Linked DNA regions of Homo sapiens: region 2 is linked to region 1. A link is an interaction called in ENCODE POLR2A ChIA-PET data of the cell type or tissue named here. Cell type or tissue: GM12878. All regions are shown on one strand. Each heading gives the region's core, and the rest is flanking DNA. Links, peaks and the distances in the headings are about the cores only. Region 1 has its middle 480 kb from the start of XYLT1. Region 2 holds the start of LOC124903653 (a long non-coding RNA gene).

What was found. Peaks named below come from ENCODE experiments on the same cell type or tissue, not always from the same donor. Only the 100,000 strongest peaks of a DNase experiment are listed, where the experiment ranks them.
Region 2: POLR2A ChIA-PET joins it to region 1 with 7 read pairs; 2 of 35 experiments call an interaction of 5 or more read pairs at or near these places.

Annotation. Positions count from the first base shown.
Region 1 is chr16:16,983,767-16,992,966 of GRCh38, reverse strand. No RefSeq gene overlaps it. Among named protein-coding and RNA genes, the nearest start is that of XYLT1, 480 kb to the left of the region's middle. In GM12878, for the core only: no CTCF peak of the experiment used is centred there; a DNase peak (open chromatin) is centred at 3,799.
Region 2 is chr16:16,864,035-16,873,234 of GRCh38, reverse strand. LOC124903653 (a long non-coding RNA gene) reads right to left here and starts at 845. Exons shown (of 2, transcript XR_007065007.1): 1 at 1-845. RefSeq lists an enhancer at 3,746-4,245. In GM12878, for the core only: no CTCF peak of the experiment used is centred there; no DNase peak of the experiment used is centred there.

The DNA.
Region 1 (9,200 bases), core at 672-8,671:
CCTGACCAACATGGTGAAACCCCATCTCTACTAAAAATACAAAAATTAGCCGGGCTTGGTGGCACATGCCTGTGATCCCAGCTACTCAGGAGGCTGAGGCAAGAGAATTGCTTGAACCCGGGAGGCAGAGGTTAGAGGTTGCAGTGAGCTGAGATCACACCATTGCACTCCAGCCTAGGTGACAGAATGAGGCTCTGTCTCCAAAAAAAAAAAAAAAAAAACAAAAAGTACATATCTGTGTATGGATGGGAAGATGAAGACAGGACTCTGTGAATGGATGGTATTACCGCCATAGTAGGCAGTTGCTTTTTTTTGGATTTTATTTAAGACAGGGTCTCTCTGTTGCCAAGTCTGGAGTGCAGTGGCTCAACCCTGGCCCAATGCAGCTGTGAACTCCTGGGCTCAAGTGATCCTCCTACCTTAGCCTCCTAAGTAATAGGGATCACAGGCGTGAGCCACCGCACCTAATTTTTAATTTTTTGTACAGACAGGGTCTCATTATGCTGCCCAGGCTAGTCTCGAACTCCTGGCCTCAAGGGATCCTTCAATCTCAGCCTCCCAAAGTGCTAGGACCACAAGTGTGAACCACTGAACCCAGTCTCGATTTAATTTGTAAAAAAATCATGCCCTAAATGTCTTTGTCCTTCAGAAGAGGCTACAGTTCAAGGAAACCTTTTCAAGATGAAAGACTACTGAGAAGAGGATAGCCCAGAATGCATTGCCGGAGGTAAAACGTGAAGGTTTTCCTTAGATTGAACCCAGCCCAGCCTTCTCTCTTGAATTTTACAACTTCAGACGTCCGTTCACATTTGTATCTGTTGCCAGCAAATAACAGAAATCCCAGCTCAAACGGTTTAAAATGATAAGGAAAGTGTTTATCCAATTGTCACCAGAATCTTCAAATGAACACATCTAGGTAAGTCCCCCAGAGAGAGCCTGTATCATGTACAGTGGTAGAGAGGGTGGATTCTGGCAGTCTGTCTGGATTTGATATCCTGGCTCTGTCTCTTGTTAATTGTGGAGACTTGGAAAAACATGTTAGCCCCTTTGGCGCCTCCATCTGTAAAATAAGGATAATGCTGGTCCCTCCTTCATAAGATCGCTGTAAGGATTATATGAGCGGATGGTTGAAACCTGCTTAGAATGGTGCCCAGTGCACATAGTGAGTTCCACAGGTGTTTGATTTGCCTCAACCTCCAGAGTAGCTGGGATTCTAGGCGTGCACCACCACAACTGGCTAATTTTTTGTATTTTTAGTACAGGTGGGGTTTTGCTATGTTGGCCAGGCTAGTCTTGAACTGCTGACCTCAAATGATCTGCCTGCCTCGGCCTTCCAAAGTGCTGGGATTACAGGTGTGAGCCACTGTGCCCGGCTAGTGTTTGAGTCTTATTTACCGTTTTAAAGCCCCTCTACACCCAAACCTGGTCTTCCTCCTGAATTTCCCATCCCAGCAAACTGATCATTCTCTATCCAAGACCTGAGACCAAGCTGGGCTACATCCCCCAGTGCCCTGTACTTCTTTCCTATAATATTTATGACAATGCCAATTTAAAATAATTATTTGGATATCATTAGTTTAATGTCTGTCTGCCTCTTCCACTTGACTCTAAGCTCTAAGGCCACTGAGATTTTGTGTAGTTTTCTTCAATGACTGGCACACAGCATTGAATGAATGAATGGATACATGAAAGAGCTCTATTAGAAATTTTAAAGAAGTTACAAAAATTGAAATCCATGATGATATGAAAGAAAAATAATTGTGCTGCTTGGCTTGATGACATAGCAGAAGAAGGTAAAGAAGGATTGTGTGGGCAGCTAGGAATACCTTTGTCTAGGCTGCCTGACTTTTTCTTTAGGATGGTGTGAAAACTGCCTAAAAATGTAATTTGGAGCTGTGGGCTGTATTCTAGGAATTTTTTTTTTTTTTTTTTTTTTTGAGACAGAGTCACTCTGTGGCCCAGGCTGGAGTGCAGTGGTGCCATCTTGGCTCACTGCAACCTCCGCCAAGTGATTCTCCTGCCTCAGCCTCCCAACTAGCTGGCACTACAGGCGCCCGCCACCACACCTGGCTAATTTTTCTATTTTTAGTAGAGACGGGGTTTTGCCATATTGGCCAGGCTGGTCTTGAACTCCTGACTTCAGGTGATTCACCTGCCTCAGCCTTCCAAAGTGCTGGGATTATAGCTGGGAGCCACTGTACCCGGCTGGTACTAGGTATTTCTACCTATCTTCCAGGGAGATTTTAAAGATGGGAAATTGGCTGTTTCCAAGAAGAGAAAGGTTTCCTAGACAAAGTTGCTCAAACATTTCTGAGTCTTCAAGCACCCAACTTTCTCAAGCCCAGGCTCCGATCTCCAGCTACCTTTTGGGTATCCAACTGGATGTTCTTCAGCTCCTCAAACAAATCAAGACAAAAATTGAGCTTATTGGTTTCTCCCCTAAACCTCTTCTTGTGTTTATGCCATTAACATCCACCTAGTCACTTGGCCCTAAACAAGGAAGTCATCCTTGGTTCCTCCCTCTTTCTCAACCTCTTCTTGCAGAGGTGATATTAGATTGGAAGCAGTAACTAGAGCTCTTCATAAAATATCTAGATGGGAGGTAGGGGCAGTTTGCCCCAAAGAGAGGGCCCCCTGTATGGGTTCCCTTCTCTGCCAGACAGAAAACCCAGTGCTCATGGGCAGGGATCTGATCCTGTGCTCCAAACCTGGTCATCCTTCTGGGTTTCCTGTTGCAGAAAATGGCATCACTCTACCCAGACACCGAGACCAGACTGGGCTATATGTCTCAGTGCCCTGTACTTCTTTCTTATAATATTTATGCCAAACATGGCCAGGCACAGTGGCTCACGCCTGTAATCCCAGCATTTTGGGAGGCCGAGGTGGGTGGATCACTTGAGGTCAGGAGTTCAAGACCAGCCTGGCCAACATAATGAAACCTCGTTTCTACTAAAAATACAGAAATTAGCCAGGCGTGATGGTGGGTGCCTGTAATCCCAGCTACTCAGGAGGCTGAGGTAGGAGAATCACTTGAACCCTGCAGGCAGAGGTTGCAGTGAGCCTAGATCATGCTACTGCATTCCAGCCTGGGTGACAGAGCGAGACTCCATCTCTCAAAAAATAAGTAATAGTGTTTATGCCAAATGCAATTTTAAATAATTATTTGGATATCATTACTTTAATGTCTATCTTCCTCTCCCATTTTACTCTAAAGCTCTGAGACCACTGAGATTTTATGTAGCTTGTATGAGGGCTCCTTGTATGAGATGCTTTCTCTGCCAGACAGAACACCCTACACTCATGGGCAGAGATCCAGGAAAGAGAACAGCATCATGAAAACAGGCACAGCACTGAAGATATCCTGGCTCAATTAAGATCCTTTCCATTTGCTTATGGAAATTGAAAGACATTCCAGTTCTGGATTGTATTTCCTTCTCTCCTGGAACAGGCTACACAAAGACGCCCTCATGATCGACTTTTCTCTGTCACATCTTCCGCTGCATCCCAGGGTGGTCCGGGTGATCCAACTTGTAAAAACACTGATCCACACCCACATCATTAATGCACATGCCATGAGGGCAGAAAGGGGCCAGTTTATCTGTGTGGAAGACCAAAGCCTCCAGCATTCAGGAATCTGAGGAGATTCAGGGAGCCCCTTATGTTGTGCCGAGCACACAATTGTGGGATGAAGACCCATCTTTTAGCCACGGCTCATCAATTCTGAGCTTCTGAGACACAGAAGCACTACTTCCTTGTCTCTCTTTGACTCTAGCCCCTTTTGCTTTGGCTACAGTGAGCTTTCTCTCACTTCCCCTAGCATGCTGTACTCATCTCCAGCCCGGGGCTTTACACCATGTTTCTTCTACCTGGAATGTTCACCTGGTTAGGGCCACTCTCCCTGCAGATCTCAGCTCTAACATTACTTCCTCCTGAGGCTTCACTGACCTTTCCAACAAGCTCTAGTCCCCTCCCATGTGCTTTCAAAGGCTTATGTACCTCAGGTGTCAGTTTAAATGTATTTGTGTGATTATTTTACTGATGCCTCTCTCCCACACTAGACTCCAAGTTTCTTGGGACAGGGAACTTATTAATGTATCCCAGACTCTAACATAGCATCTGGCACATAGAGGCACCCCTTACATTTTTTGTTTAATGAATGAATTATTTAATGACAGGCAATTCACTAAGCACTGGACACCCCCAGATGAATCAGATACACAAAATCTTTTCTCAGGAAGCTCACAAACCAGTCAAGGCAATGACAGAAACAAAAAGCTACAACAGTGCCATTAGAGCTTACAGGCAAGAGGAGGGGATTTCTCATTTTTTTTTTCATAGAGGGAATTGGAAAAAGAACAGCAGATGAGCTGAATCTTGATGGATAATGAGGAAGAGAGAATGACCCAGAAGATTAAGAAAAGATACAAGGATGGGAAGATGCTGAAAGTTAAAAATCAAGGGAACGTAACTAGGCATGGTGGCTGGCACCTGTAATCCCAGCACTCTGGGAGGCTGAGGTGGGTGGATCACCTGAGGTCAGGAGTTCAAGACCAGCCTGACCAACATGCTGAAACCCTATATCTACTAAAAAATATATATATATATATATATATATATATACACGTGTATATATATATATATGTACACATATATATACGTGTGTGTGTGTGTGTATATATATATATATATACACACACACGTGTATATATATATATATATATATATATATAAGCTAGGCATGGTGGCAGGTGCCTCTAATCCCAGCTACTCAGGAGGCTGAGGCAGGAGAATCACTTGAATCCAGGAGGTGGAGGTTGCAGTGAGCCGAGATCGCACCATTGCACTCCAGCCTTGGTGACAGAGCAAGAGACTCTGTCTTAAAATAAAATAAAAAATAAAATAAAAATCAAGGGAAAGTTTTCATGTGCTGTCAACAGTCATCCTGGCCACCCTGAATGTTCCCAAGGGGACTGGATATGGAAGGTTTGCAGGAAAACATCAAAGCACCATTTTATCAACAGCTTGACCTGGTGACCCCAGTGCAGAGCTCTGACATGGCTCAGTTGGAGCTTACTGCAAGGGTCTGGAGGCCCCACCTCAGCCCAAATCCTGCACTTGGATCCCCACTACCTTCTATGCGGCTGCAAGATGCCCTCACACTCAATGATCTTCACGCTCAGGCTTTTCGTGGCCAGGGTACAATAAGGACCTTAGTTTGGGAGCTGGCCAGATGGTGTAGGAGAAAAACCAGAGAGGGAGGGGAATGAAAAGGGTTAGGTCTGAGCTTTTTATGAACATCACTGAAACTGACCCAATAGTCAACTAGTTTTTTTTGGATAAACACAGAAATTGATCCTTCTGTTCTTAAAGCTTGAAACTTACATTTGTTGTTTTCTGAGACAGGGTCTCACTCTGTCACCCAGGCTGGAGTGCGGTGGCGCAATCTCAGCTCACTGCAACCTCTGCCTCCCAGGTTCAAGCGAGAGGTGGGATTTGCCATGTTGGCCAGGCTGGTATCAAACTCCTGACCTCAGGTGATCCACCCACCTTGGCCTCCCAAAGTGCTGAGATTACTGGCATGAGCCACCAGGCCCCACTCTTACATTTCTTTTATCTGAGTTTCTTCCTCAGGAAAAGACCTTCAGGCCTCTTTTTAAAAAACTATTAAAGAACTGAAACTCACCAGATCACCACATTCAGACAGCAAAATGTGGGATCCCTCATTCATGAGATTGCTTCCTTGCCCCTCACTATAACTGCTTTTTCACACATTGTTACATTTCTTCCCTGCTATATAAACCCCTTAGTTTTCATTGGTCAGGGAGATGGGTTTGAGAATGAGTTCCCATCTCCTTGGCACTGGATCAAAGCTTTCGTCCTTAGCAATACTGGTCATCTCAGTGATGGGCTTTCTGTGTGGTGAGCAACAGGACCCAGACCAAACCCCCAGTTTTTCAGTAGCATCGCCACCCACTGGTAAACAATGTCTCAAACAAACCTAGCTGGCATTCCATTCCCTCCAAAAGCAGTGAAGAAAGGAATAGGTAGAGAGGGTAAGAGAAGGCAGATAGGTATAGGAAGACAAGAAGAGAAAGGTACTATTCCCTCCATCCCTGACATAGGGGAAATAATGGGGCATGGAGTTAATCTGTTTCTTCTGCCTGATGCAACTTTCCCTTTTGACTTAACTTTTTTGAGACGGAGTCTAGCTTTGTCCTCCAGGCTGGAGTGCAGTGGTGGGATCTTGGCTCACTGTAATCTCCACCTCCCAGGTTCAAGCGATTCTTGTGCCTCAGCCTCTTGAGTAGCTGGGATTACAGAAACCCACCACCACACCCAGCTAATTTTTGTATTTTTAGTAGAGACAGGGTTTCACCAAGTTGGCCAGGCTGGTCTTGAACTTCTGACCTCAGGTGATCTGCCCCCCTCAGCCTCCCAAAGTGCTAGGATTACAGGTGTGAGGCACCACACCCAGCCAATTAACTCTTATTCAAACCTCAAAAGCAAGCACAGGCCAGGTATAATTTGAAGTAGCTCATCAGACCTCTGTGAGGGTCTTCTTACTAAAGACTGTCTCCTCCCAGGGCTTATATCCTGAGGTTTCTGGGCTAAGACAAAGAGCTGTTGCCCTTTACTTCTCCTTTGCACATGGGTACAGGCAGCACTTCATTATATTGAAGAAAATATAGCACCCAGGGTGAGACTTGGAGCTGGCCCATTTCAAACTGTAGCAGTTTTTATTATTTTGATTTTAGATTCAGGGGGTACACGTACAAGTTTGTTACATGGGTATATTGTGCAAGGCTGAGGTTTGGGCCTCTATTAATCCCATCACCCAGATAGTGAACATAGTACCTAATAAGTTTCTCAGCCTTTGCCCCCCTCTTTTCCTCCTTTTGGAGTCACCAGTGTCTATTCTCATTTTTATTTCTGTGGGTACCCAAGATTTAGCTCCCACTTATAAGTCAGAACATGCAGTATTTTGTGTTTTCCGTTTGTGTTATTTCATTCAGGAGAATGGCCTCCAGCTGTATTTATGTTGCTGCAAAGAATATGATTTTGTTCTTTTTCATGGCTGCATAGTATTCCATGATGTATATGTACCACATTTTCTTTATCCAGTCTACCATTGATGGGCACCTGGGTTGATTCCTGCCTTTGGTATTGTGAATACTGCAGCAGCAGATTGTATACAATCAGTCTGCAGGCCCCTCTGTCCTGCCTATTTCTGCCTCAAACTCACTGGCCCTTCAACACTGAAACCCACTATACAAGTTAGGGTCTCGAAGCTGGTTAGTTTCCTATGCAGCCCAGATTCAGCCCTTTTTCTTACTCCTCCCCCAACCTGCTAGTCCACCCTTGTCCTTTGTTCAAGCTTATGTTTGCTTGTTTCCCCATCTTTAGCCATAACCATGCTTTCAGCATCTTTGACACAAGGAGTTGAGCCTTATTTATCTGTATATTATCTCCCATGGCATGAAACTGTTTCCAAATCATTATTTTGCACAATGTAGTGAAGCCCTAATTCTGCTAAAGTTGAGGGACCTTGGGAAAGTTGCTTAACCTGAGATTTCATTGTCTGGCCTCTCTAAAGGGATGATAATGGTCTCATCTCATAGGGCCATTGTAAGAATGAAATGCATTATATGTGCAAAGGCCTAGCTTATGGTTAAAGCACAAAAAGTATTAGCTATTATTAGGCACTCAATCCATGTGTTTATCAAATGAAATAATTAGCAGATCTCCCTTTTTTGAGCTCTGTTTGGCAGCAAATGGATAATGAGTAAATGTTGAGGCTAGGATGGGGAAGGAGAGGGGAAGGCAGAGAGAAGCCCCCAGGTTTCCTTTACCCTAGCCTATTAAGAAAACCTGTCGACTTAGGTTTGGGATTTAGAATAACAGCAGTGAGCAGAAAGATAAACGGGGATATGTCAGTCTTCTCTGAAATCTAGGGCATTAGCTCATTTCCTCTTTAAAATAAAATAGGTCAGCTAAGTGAAATTGTATGCTCAAAGATATGCTGTGTGTATATCTAAGTGTGAATGCATGAGAGAAAAAGCAAGAGATCTAGCCAGGAAGCTTAGAAGGGGAGGGCGCCCTGTACCTGCATCCTTATAACAAGGGTCTCCTTGTTGGATTTCACACTATTCATATCTCCTCACATGGGAATTACAGCCATTCAGCAGGTGAATCGTCTGCTATGGTTTTCTTCTCTCCCCACCGCCACCCCCAGTAGAGCATCCTGGTTGAGAAATAGAGTCAGAAATCTGGCTTCACACCCCAGTTCTGTCACTCACTGGGTGATATTAAACAAGTTACCATAATGTTTGAGCCTCAAGATCTTCATCTGAACAACAGAGTTAGTATTCCTCACACTGGTTGGCAGGTTTTTTTTTTTTTTTTTTTTTTTGGAGACAGAGTCTCCCTCTGTTGCCCAGGCTGGAGTACAGTGGCGCCATCTTGGCTCACTGCAACCTCCACCTCCGGGATTCAGGCGATTCTCCTGCCTCAGCTCCCAAGTAGCTGGGATTACAGGCGCGTGCCATCACGCCCGCCTAATTTCTGTATTTTTAGTAGAGACGGGGTTTTCACCATGTTGGCCAGGCTGGTCTTGAACTCCCGACCTCAGGTGATCTGCCCGCCTCGGCCTCCCAACGTGCTGGGATTACAGGCGCGAGCCACCGCGCCTGGCCGGCATTTGTATTAAGTGACTTCACACATATAAACTGATGTGCACTCAGGAGGTGTTAAAAATAAAACGGCGACTGCTGGTAGCCGCGGCAGTAAGAGCAGTAACCATCACGGTAGTGGTAGTAATACCAAAAGTAGTGGTGGCAATAATAGTAATAGTAGCAGCAGCAGCAGCAATACTAAAGGTAGTAATAGTAGTAACGTAGCGGCAGTCAGAGTAATAAAATAGAAGCAGCAGCAACAGTAGTTATCATGGTAGTAATGGAGATAGTAGTACGAAGGGTTACTGGATCGAGTTGTCCAGGTTCTTGGCGTATTGAACAACACAGACAGTAACAAAAGAACGAAGCAATGGAGGACAACGCAGCAGAATGGAGTGATGAAAGCACAGATTTATTGAAGACAGCTCACAGAGTGGGAGGGGGCTTGAGCAAGCGGCTCAAGAGCCTCCTTAGAGTTTTCATGAAGCCAGAGCCCAGCAACACCCCTCGGTCCCTTTAGAGGCCTCC
Region 2 (9,200 bases), core at 669-8,668, 120 kb after region 1:
CCCGGCTAATTTTTGTATTTTTAGTAGAGATAGGTTATCACCATGTTGGCCAGGCTGGTCTCAAACTCCTGACCTCAAGTGACCTGTCTGCCTCGGCCTCCAAAAGTGCTGGGTTTACAGGCATGAGCCACCACACCTCGCTGGGGGGAACATTTGATCTAGTCCCAAATCAGGAGAATCACCCTTCCAAAGCTAGTGACACACACTACTGACATTGCTGAAACAGAAGTTGGCTCTCTGTTTTACTGAAGTTGAAGCTTTAGAGGATATAAGCTTAGCATCTCTGGCAACTATTTCATCATCAGGAGGAAAGACCCTGCTAAAAAGTGGAGTCAAGGAAAAGGAACTCAGAACTGAGAGATGGCAAGAAACTGAGTCCCAATCAAATCAAAGGAGTCCTTATACCCAGCAATGCCTACAATTAGATAAGCCAACGGATACCCTTTTTGGCCTGAGTCAGTCTGAGCTGGGTTTTCTATTTCTTGCTGCTCATGAGTCCTGATACTCATAAGTCAGGGTGGCAAAGAAAACATTAACCAGGAATCAGAGAGGGTGAAGAGAAGGCCATCTAAACATGCACTGGGAATGTGGATCCCATGCTAATGGCTGCGGTTTTGCCAGGACTTAGTAGTTTGCAGGTTGGGTCTGGGTTCTACGAATTAGGTGGATGTAAATAGCAAAGCAGAGACCGCCTGACTCCTAGTCTGTTGCTTTTTCTGCCAAACCCTATTACAAAAGACATCTCTGTAGATCCAAGGTGGGAAAGCATTCTTCATGGGGAAGATTCCAACACAGCAGCATTACATATTTCCCTCCAATTTCATCATCACTAAGGCAACTCTTCCATGCAATAGTCTTTCCTTATCTTCTTCTATCTCTACTAATCTGTATTCCCTGGAAAGTCCTGGGAGAGCAACTGACAGAACCCAGCTATGATGGTTAATATTGAGTGTCAACTTGATTGGATTGAAGGATGCGAAGTACTGTTCCTGGATGTGTCTGTGAGGGTGTTGCCAAAGGAGATTAACATTTGAGTCAGTGGACTGGGAGAGGCAGACCCACCCTCAATCTGGATGGGCACCATCTAATCAGCTGTGAGTGTGGCCAGAATAAAAGCAGGCAGAACATGGAGAGAATAGACGGGTTTAGTCTTCTGGCCTCCATCTTTCTCCCGAGCTGGATGTTTCCTGCCCTTGAACATCAGACTCCACGTCCTTCAGCTTTGGGACTCAAGACTGGCTTCCTTGCTCCTCAGCTTGCAGACAACATACTGTAAGACCTCACTTTGTGATTGTGTGAGTAAATACTCCTTAATAAACTCCCCTTTATATATACATCTCTCCTATTAGTTCTGTCCCTCTCGAGAACCCTAATACACCAGCACTACACACACCTCTGCCAAGCCAAGAAAAAAATGATACAGGGATGTATTCTGCTATTTGGGCTCCCTTGTTGTCATCCTGTATGGCAATTAAGGTAGAGTTCCCACGGTAGCTGAATTCCAATTACCCCTCCACAGTGGGGTCCAAGACATTTGTTATCTGACGAGAGAGATGTAACTGACTATATGATGTCTGAGTTCAGCTGCAAACTGCCGGGTGGTCATTTTGGTGTATTATAGCACGGCATGGAGGATGAGGAGCAAACCCTTTAATTCCTTTCAGAAACTGACAGCCAAAGCCAAACTCTAATTTCCCTCCATGAAACAGGTCAGTTGGGTGTATCCCTAGAATGCAGGAATATGCGTCTCAAATGGGACGTGGGGCTGAAGAACTAAGGTCGGTATAGCGACTGACTTGGCATTTCTCACATCCAGCAAAAGTCATGTTGCCCCCCGGCTGTCATCCTCTGCTCTGCACCTCTTCACCTTCCTTCTGTTAGATAAGAGCACAACCTTCCAGGTAAGGGAGTCACTGTCCTTTCTCTGCCAAGCAAGAGGGGCAAGCCAGTGCCGTGACTGAAATGTGAACTGTGCTGTCTGCCCGTCGGTGAAGACTTGACAGAGGGCTGTGGGAAAACAGGAACCGTGGTCATCTTAAGAACCCACTCAGTGACAGGACTGGGCTCTGTCACTCCCGCTCCCAGGAATTTCCAGGGAATCCAGATGCATGCAACCACTCTGGCACTAGTGCCTAATGGCACTGCTTTTTTTGTTTTGTTTTGTTTTGTTTTTTTTGGGGGGGGGGGGCGGAGTCTCTCTCTGTTGCCCAGGCTGGAGTGTAATGGCGCGATCTTGGCTCACTGCAATCTCTGCCTCCTGGGTTCAAGTGATTCTCCTGCCTCAGCCTCCCAAGTAGGTGGGACTACAGGTGGGTGCCACCATGCCCAGCTAATTTTTGTATTTTTAGTAGAGACGGGGTTTCACCATGTTGGCCAGGATGGTCTCGATCTCTTGACCTCATGATCCACCTGCCTCAGCCTCTCAAAGTGCTGGGGTTACAGGTGTGAGCCACCACGCCTGGCTATGGCACTGCTGTATTTCTACAGGTAAACCCTGTAGATCACTTTTCCTGTAGAGTAGTTAGAAAGCAGTATTAATTAGAGTCACCACAGCTTACCACTACTAAGGTATATTTTGCTCTAATATGGGTTTTTCTATATAAAATAAAACAGAAAAGTTAAATATAATCCTCAATGAGTGTTCTTAACCAAGGAGCACATGCAATTGAAGGCATGATTCAAAGAAATATACTCTGTCACTATTTTTTCACTTTCTGCTTGTTTTTGGTTTTTTTTTTGAGACAGGATCTGTCACCCAGGCTGGAGTGCAGTGGTGTGATCGTAGCTCTCTGCAGCCTCAACCCCCCCCCGCACTCAAGTGATCCTCCTGCCTCAGCCTCCCAGGTAACTGGAACTAAAGGCACATGCCACCGTTCCCAGCTAATTTTTTAAAACATTTTTTGTAGAGATGGAGGTCTCACTATGTTGCCCAGGCTGATCTGGAACTCCTGGGCTTAAGTGATCCTCCTGCCTCGGCCTCCCAAAGTGCTGGAATTACAAGTGTGAGTCACTGCAACCAGCCTGTTTTGTAACTGGTCCTTAAATACCATCAGTCCTCTTCTGACTGGTCCTTAAATACTATCAATCCCTCTTATTCCAATGCAGCTCGTACCAGTTGCCTGTTAAAATTCCATCTTAGTGATTAATGCATGTGAATACGCTTTATAAATTCTAATGCATCACATAAATGTAAAATGTAAATATGCAACCGACTCGTCTCTTGGTCCTGTTGAACATAGAGTTTCACACTTCCAGGAATGGCCCCCTTGTGTCTTTTTGCATTTCTCATCAGATGGAAGCTTGGCTCCTTGCGATGCCTTTAAATCACCTTTTACCCAGATACACAACAGTGAGATCATGCTTAACAGTGTGGAACTGCAAAATCCACACTTCTCAGAACTGTAACTACCAAAAAACACATTGAAACCAGCATAATAAGGTTTTTAAATAGACAAAAAGCACTTCTAGTTTTCATCTAGTTCTCAAAGTAGTACCAGACGGGTGTCACGAAAGATAGAAATGGATTGCTCCAGCCTGGGTGACAGAGCGAGACTCCATCTCAAAAAAAAAAAAAAAAAAAAAAAAGAAGAAGAAGAAATGGATCACTCCAGCTAGCTACGTTGTGCAAGGGTCAGAAGGAAGAGAGACCCCCTGGTTATTTACAGGGATGGAGAGTTATCATAATGGTATGTGGGAAGGAAAGCTGGCGTAAGAATATGCACATAAGTGACATTCCTATCTTGGGTTCCAGAACTCTCCATAAAATAAGGCGTGTAGAGTTTTTTAAATAAAGGGTAATGTTGCCCAGAGATGTTCAGCAGAATGCCTGTTCCTCTCTTTATTTATATCACAAGTTTATGTGGAAAGACATTTACCTTTGAAATCATTGACTGCACTCTCTCCTCCATATCACTCTCATTACTCCTCACTCTCTTTCCTTTCCCTGACTCCAGCAGCAACTCGATTTAACAGCATTTATTTGCTTAATAAAGGGGCTGCAGAAAAGCAAAGGAAAAGGCTTTAAATTTCAAATGCCTCATATTGTGAGTTTCCAAACGTGAGCTTTTGAGCTTCAAAAGCCCACGGCTAAAAGGAATTAGGGCATAAATTCTGCAAAATATAGAAAAATTGCTATTGGGTAGAGACAAGTTCCCACCTCCCTGAACTTTTCCCAGACTGAAAGCATTTCTTGTGTCTGGGAGAAGGGAAGGGGGAAAGAGCAAAGGACTATGGAAGGGAAAAAAGTCAGCTGGGCCTGGAATGAAGGAAGTACACACACCTGCAGTGAATCTTAGAGAGGTATGGAGACTTCGCAGTGGCTTGATCACAGCTCACTGCAGCCTCAACCTCCCAGACTCAAGGGATCCTCCTGCCTCAGCATGCCCCAAATGTCTCCTGGAACAAAAGCTCTTGTGACTTAGCCCAGGAACTTCCTGGAAGCCCAGCTAGCTCCCATTAACATTGAACTCCTTCCCTCCTTATTAACGAGTTAAGGATGCCAGGGAATAAAAACACAAGTTGGGATCATTTTTCTTAAAAGACTCATTCCCGAACCTCAGCATGTACCAGAAGGCTCGTTAAAACACAGATTTCTAGGAGACACCCCCAGAGTTTCTAGTTTCATGGGTCTGCGGTGTGGCCCAAGAATCTGCATTTCTAACATGTTCCCAAGTGATACTGATGCTTTTCCTCTAGGGACCCCATGTTGAGACCCACAACTTTAAATAGAAAGTTTTTTTTAAAAAAAAGACAGGGTTCTTCAGAAAGGTGATGTAACTTAATCAAGGTCACACAGCTCAAAAAGGGTGGAGGCAAAAACAAAATCTGAGTCCTCTCAGTGTCCATGCAGTTCTTTCTCCAGTCCATCTTACTGCTGAGGTTAGACCTCAGATGTCTGCTGCCAGATAGGGTGGGCTGCATGTGCCCAGGTGGCAGCAGAAACCCTGATCCAACCAGCAGTTAACCCTGAGGCTGTGGTGACCAGTCCTAAGCACATGGGGAATTATGGATGCTGGGCAGAGGCTGTGCTCCACGGGAGTGCAAACCGCTCTTCCAAGGGATAACGGACCCCTGCTGCTCCGGTTATTTAAGTTATGTGTTATAGCTCTCAAGGGACGGATTTGTCTTGGTTTTACTCACTTCTCTAGCACCAGTTTTGCCCACTTAGTGCTTTTAAGCTTTATATATCATTATCACATTCTCTGTTCTCCGATCACAGACAGTTTAGCTCTTATTGCTTTAATTTCGCTCCTGGAGGTCTTGTCAGGGGACGACAGGAAAAGTGAATGGTCCTTTGTAAGAGAGAGAATGGGGACTGGGACCCCTAGCATTAGAGAAGAGAATGTTAGGAGCAAACTCCTAGCAAAGGTGAGAGGTGCCCTCCTTTTTCTTCATCTTTTCTTTTTTTTTTTTTTTTTTTGAGACGGAGTCTCGCTCTGTCGCCCAGGCTGGAGTGCAGTGACGCAGTCTTGGCTCACTGCAAGCTCCGCCTCCCGGGTTCAAGCCATTCTCCTGCCTCAGCCTCCCAAGTAGCTGGGACTACAGGCGCCCGCCACCACGCCTGGCTAATTTTTTGTATTTTTAGTAGAGATGGAGTTTCACCGTGTTAGCCAGGACGGTCTCGATCTCCTGACCTCATGATCCGTCCGCCTCGGCCTCCCAAAGTGCTGGGATTACAGGCGTGAGCCACTGCGCCTGGCCTCTTCATCTCCTTTTTTGCACAAAGCAGCACAGTGAGGCAGAAGAACAAGGGCTTTGCAACTCTGATCCCAGCTATCGACTTCTGAGCTGACAACAAGAATATTAATAGTACCAACAGCTAATACTTTTTTTGGGCGGATGAGGTCTTACTCTGTTACCCAAGCTGGAGTTATCCAGTGGTGCAATCATAGCTCACTGCAGCCTCTAACTCCGGGATTCAAGCTATCCTCCTACCTCAGCATCCCAAGTAGTTGGCACTACCAGTGGGAGCCACCATGCCCGGCTACTTTATTTTTTGTAGAGACAGGGTCTTGCTATGTTGCCCAGGCTGGTCTCAAATTCCTGGGCTCAAATTATCCTCCCACCTCTGCCTCCTGAGTAGCTGGGACTACAGGTACCTGCCACAATAGGCAGCTAATTTTTTTTATTTTTTAGAGATGGGGTCTGGCTATGTTGCCCAGACTGGTCTCAAACTCCTAGCCTCAAGCAATCCTCCTGCCTTGGCCTCCCAAAGTGCTTGGATTATAGGTGTGAGCCACCACACCTGGCTGCTGCTTTCACCCTCCATTCATGTACACTCTCCACCTGAGCAATTTTTCTATATTTTGTAGAATTTACCCACTCTCCAAGGTTCACTCTCCAAGCACCTCCCATTCGTCATTACACTGAAATTCTCTCAGCAGCTCTAGGAAGTAGATACTGTTGCTTCTCCATTTTGCAGTTGAGAAAACTGAGACTCAGAGCCATAAAGAGACTATCCAGCTAACACGTGGCAGGACTGGGGGGACTACAGCCTGAGACTGTTCGTCTTCAACATTCCAGACTCTTAAGCTCTCTGCTGGGCTACCTCCCTAGGGAACACCCTCATCTTTGGTAAAAATGCCAAATGAAATCCATTTCCATCCCCCCAAAAAAAGTATTAGCTGTTGGTACTATTAATATTCTTGTTGTCAGCTCAGAAGTCGATAGCTGGGATCAGAGTTGCAAAGCCCTTGTTCTTCTGCCTCACTGTGCTGCTTTGTGCAAAAAAGGAGATGAAGAGGCCAGGCGCAGTGGCTCACGCCTGTAATCCCAGCACTTTGGGAGGCCGAGGCGGACGGATCATGAGGTCAGGAGATCGAGACCGTCCTGGCTAACACGGTGAAACCCCATCTCTACTAAAAATATAAAAAATTAGCCAGGCGTGGTGGCAGGCGCCTGTAGTCCCAGCTACTTGGGAGGCTGAGGCAGGAGAATGGCTTGGTCCAGCATCTGCCATCCCCCTGGCTTTCTCCACCAGGTCTATCTTCTGTATCTCAGCACTGATGAAGACCATTTCCTCAAATCTACACACAGAGAATTGTACTCAAAGCTTGGAAAGGCCTCAATGTCACTGGTCCCATGGTCTTCACAAGTGGTCCTCAAAACCAAGAGGGTCCTAGAGATGTCTTCAGAGCCACTTTGGAGAAGAGGGGGAGGCCAAATATGAGTAGGGCTCCAACCTGCTCCCCCTGCTCCCCACTGCGCCCCAAAACACACACAACAACTGCTTCTATGAAAATGACTCACATTTATCAGTTATATGTGCTGAACTTCAACATAAGATTTTACTTGAAGGGTTCAAGAAAATTAAAAGAAAAAAATAGTTGTAAACCTCAGATTGTGTACAGCCCTCCTAATTTACAGGTGGGAAGTAGGTAATTCATGTGTCTCTACAGCTGGGACACTTTGGGGATCTTTGGGTGACTTACAGAAGGCAGAAACTTAATGTCTGGACCCGAGACTTTTAGGACCCCCCGCTGACCCTTGCCATCTCCTTGGAATAAGTGGCAGAAAATGTTCTGGTCCAAATCTGACTCAAACAACTGTCACACTTTTGACCCCAGCTATCAACTTGCAAGCTGACAACAAGAATAGAAATAGCACTAAGAGATAACACTTATTTAGAAACAGGATGTCTCTCTGTTGCCCAGGCTGGAGTACGGTAAATACATAGTGCTTCAAAAGTCAGATCAAGACTGGGTGCAGTGGCCAAGGCTGTAGGATCATTTGAACCTAGGAGTCTGAGACCAGCCTGGGCAACACAGCGAGGCCCTATCTTTACAAAGTAAAAAATAAAATTATCCAGGTGGGGTGGTCCATGCCTGTAGCCTGAGCTACTCAGGAGGCTGAGCCAGGAGGATTGCTTGAGCCCAGGAGTTCAAGGCTGCAGTGAGCCATGATCATGCTACTGCACTCCAACCTGGGAGAGAGAGCAAAGCAAGACCCTGTCTCAGAAGAAGAAGGAGAAGAAGAAGGATTATCTCCCTTCTCACTCCCCCTTCCACATCCCAAACCATTACCACAAATGCTGACACTGACATGACAAGTGAAGGGTGACTGGAGGAGAGTCGTATGAGAGTCAACAGCACTGTTACATTTGATTTTTAATTTCTGACGGAGGCTTTCCATTTTCCAGCTAGGCTATGATGAGCCATCTTAGAGGTCCAGACCACACACCAAAAATTCTAAACATACTTCCTAATTCTACCTTTCCCAATCTGTAGGGTTGTGGGTGGCAGGGGAAGGGGTAGGGAGGAGGGAGGCAGACGGCACCTTCTGTTTCTGTCTGATTGCCCTTTTCCACTCTACGTGGGAATGGCAGAGGTGCCAATCAAACGATACCACCTATTAGCAGAGCAGGTGACATAAGGAAAGCCAATGAGGTTCTTCCACCCTGGTCTTCAAATCTGGAGCACAAATTACATGAGGATGAAAGGTGCTTAGGCCTCTGTCACCCTTGACAGCATTCTGGAAGGAGAGCCACAAATCCCTCCTGCCAAGATCCCTGGAGCAGCTCTGACTCCCGATGTTGCTGAAGGCTGTGTATTCATCAGCTTCCTGGTGTCCTCACCAATGCCCTTTCGCTATTGTTTAAGTCAGAGTTGATTGCTGCAACTTGTCCTGATAAAAGTGAATAAAATTAACCTTTAGCAAACTTGTCTCCAGATAGAACTTGCCCAGCTCCATTAATTGGGTATCAAAGGATGCAGTTATGCACATCTTGATTCATTTAAAGCTATCGGACTTAGGAAAATGTCAGCTATTAACAAAGGAAGCAAATCTTGAGATGTTTCCCATTCCCCTTGGAATTCACCGTTGAGTCTTAATTTCAAGACCTTGCATATTAGCTAGCTATTGTTGCATAATGAACCACCCTGAAATTCAGTGGGTTAAACAGTAAGAATCTGGAGCTAGGCATGGTGGCTCACGCCTGTAATTCCAGCCCTTAGGGAGGCCAAGGTGGGCGGATCACGAAGTCAGGGGTTCAAGTGAAAGCCTGTCTCTACTAAAAATACAAAAATTAGCTGGGCATGGTGGTGGGTGCCTGTAATCTCAGCTACTCAGGAGGCAGGTTGCAGTGAGCCAAGATCGTGCCACTGTACTCCAGCCTGGGTAAAAGAGCGAAACTCCATCTCAAAGGAAAAAAAAAAAAAAAAAAAGTACGAATCTGTTATCTCCCAGGAAACTATGGATTACCT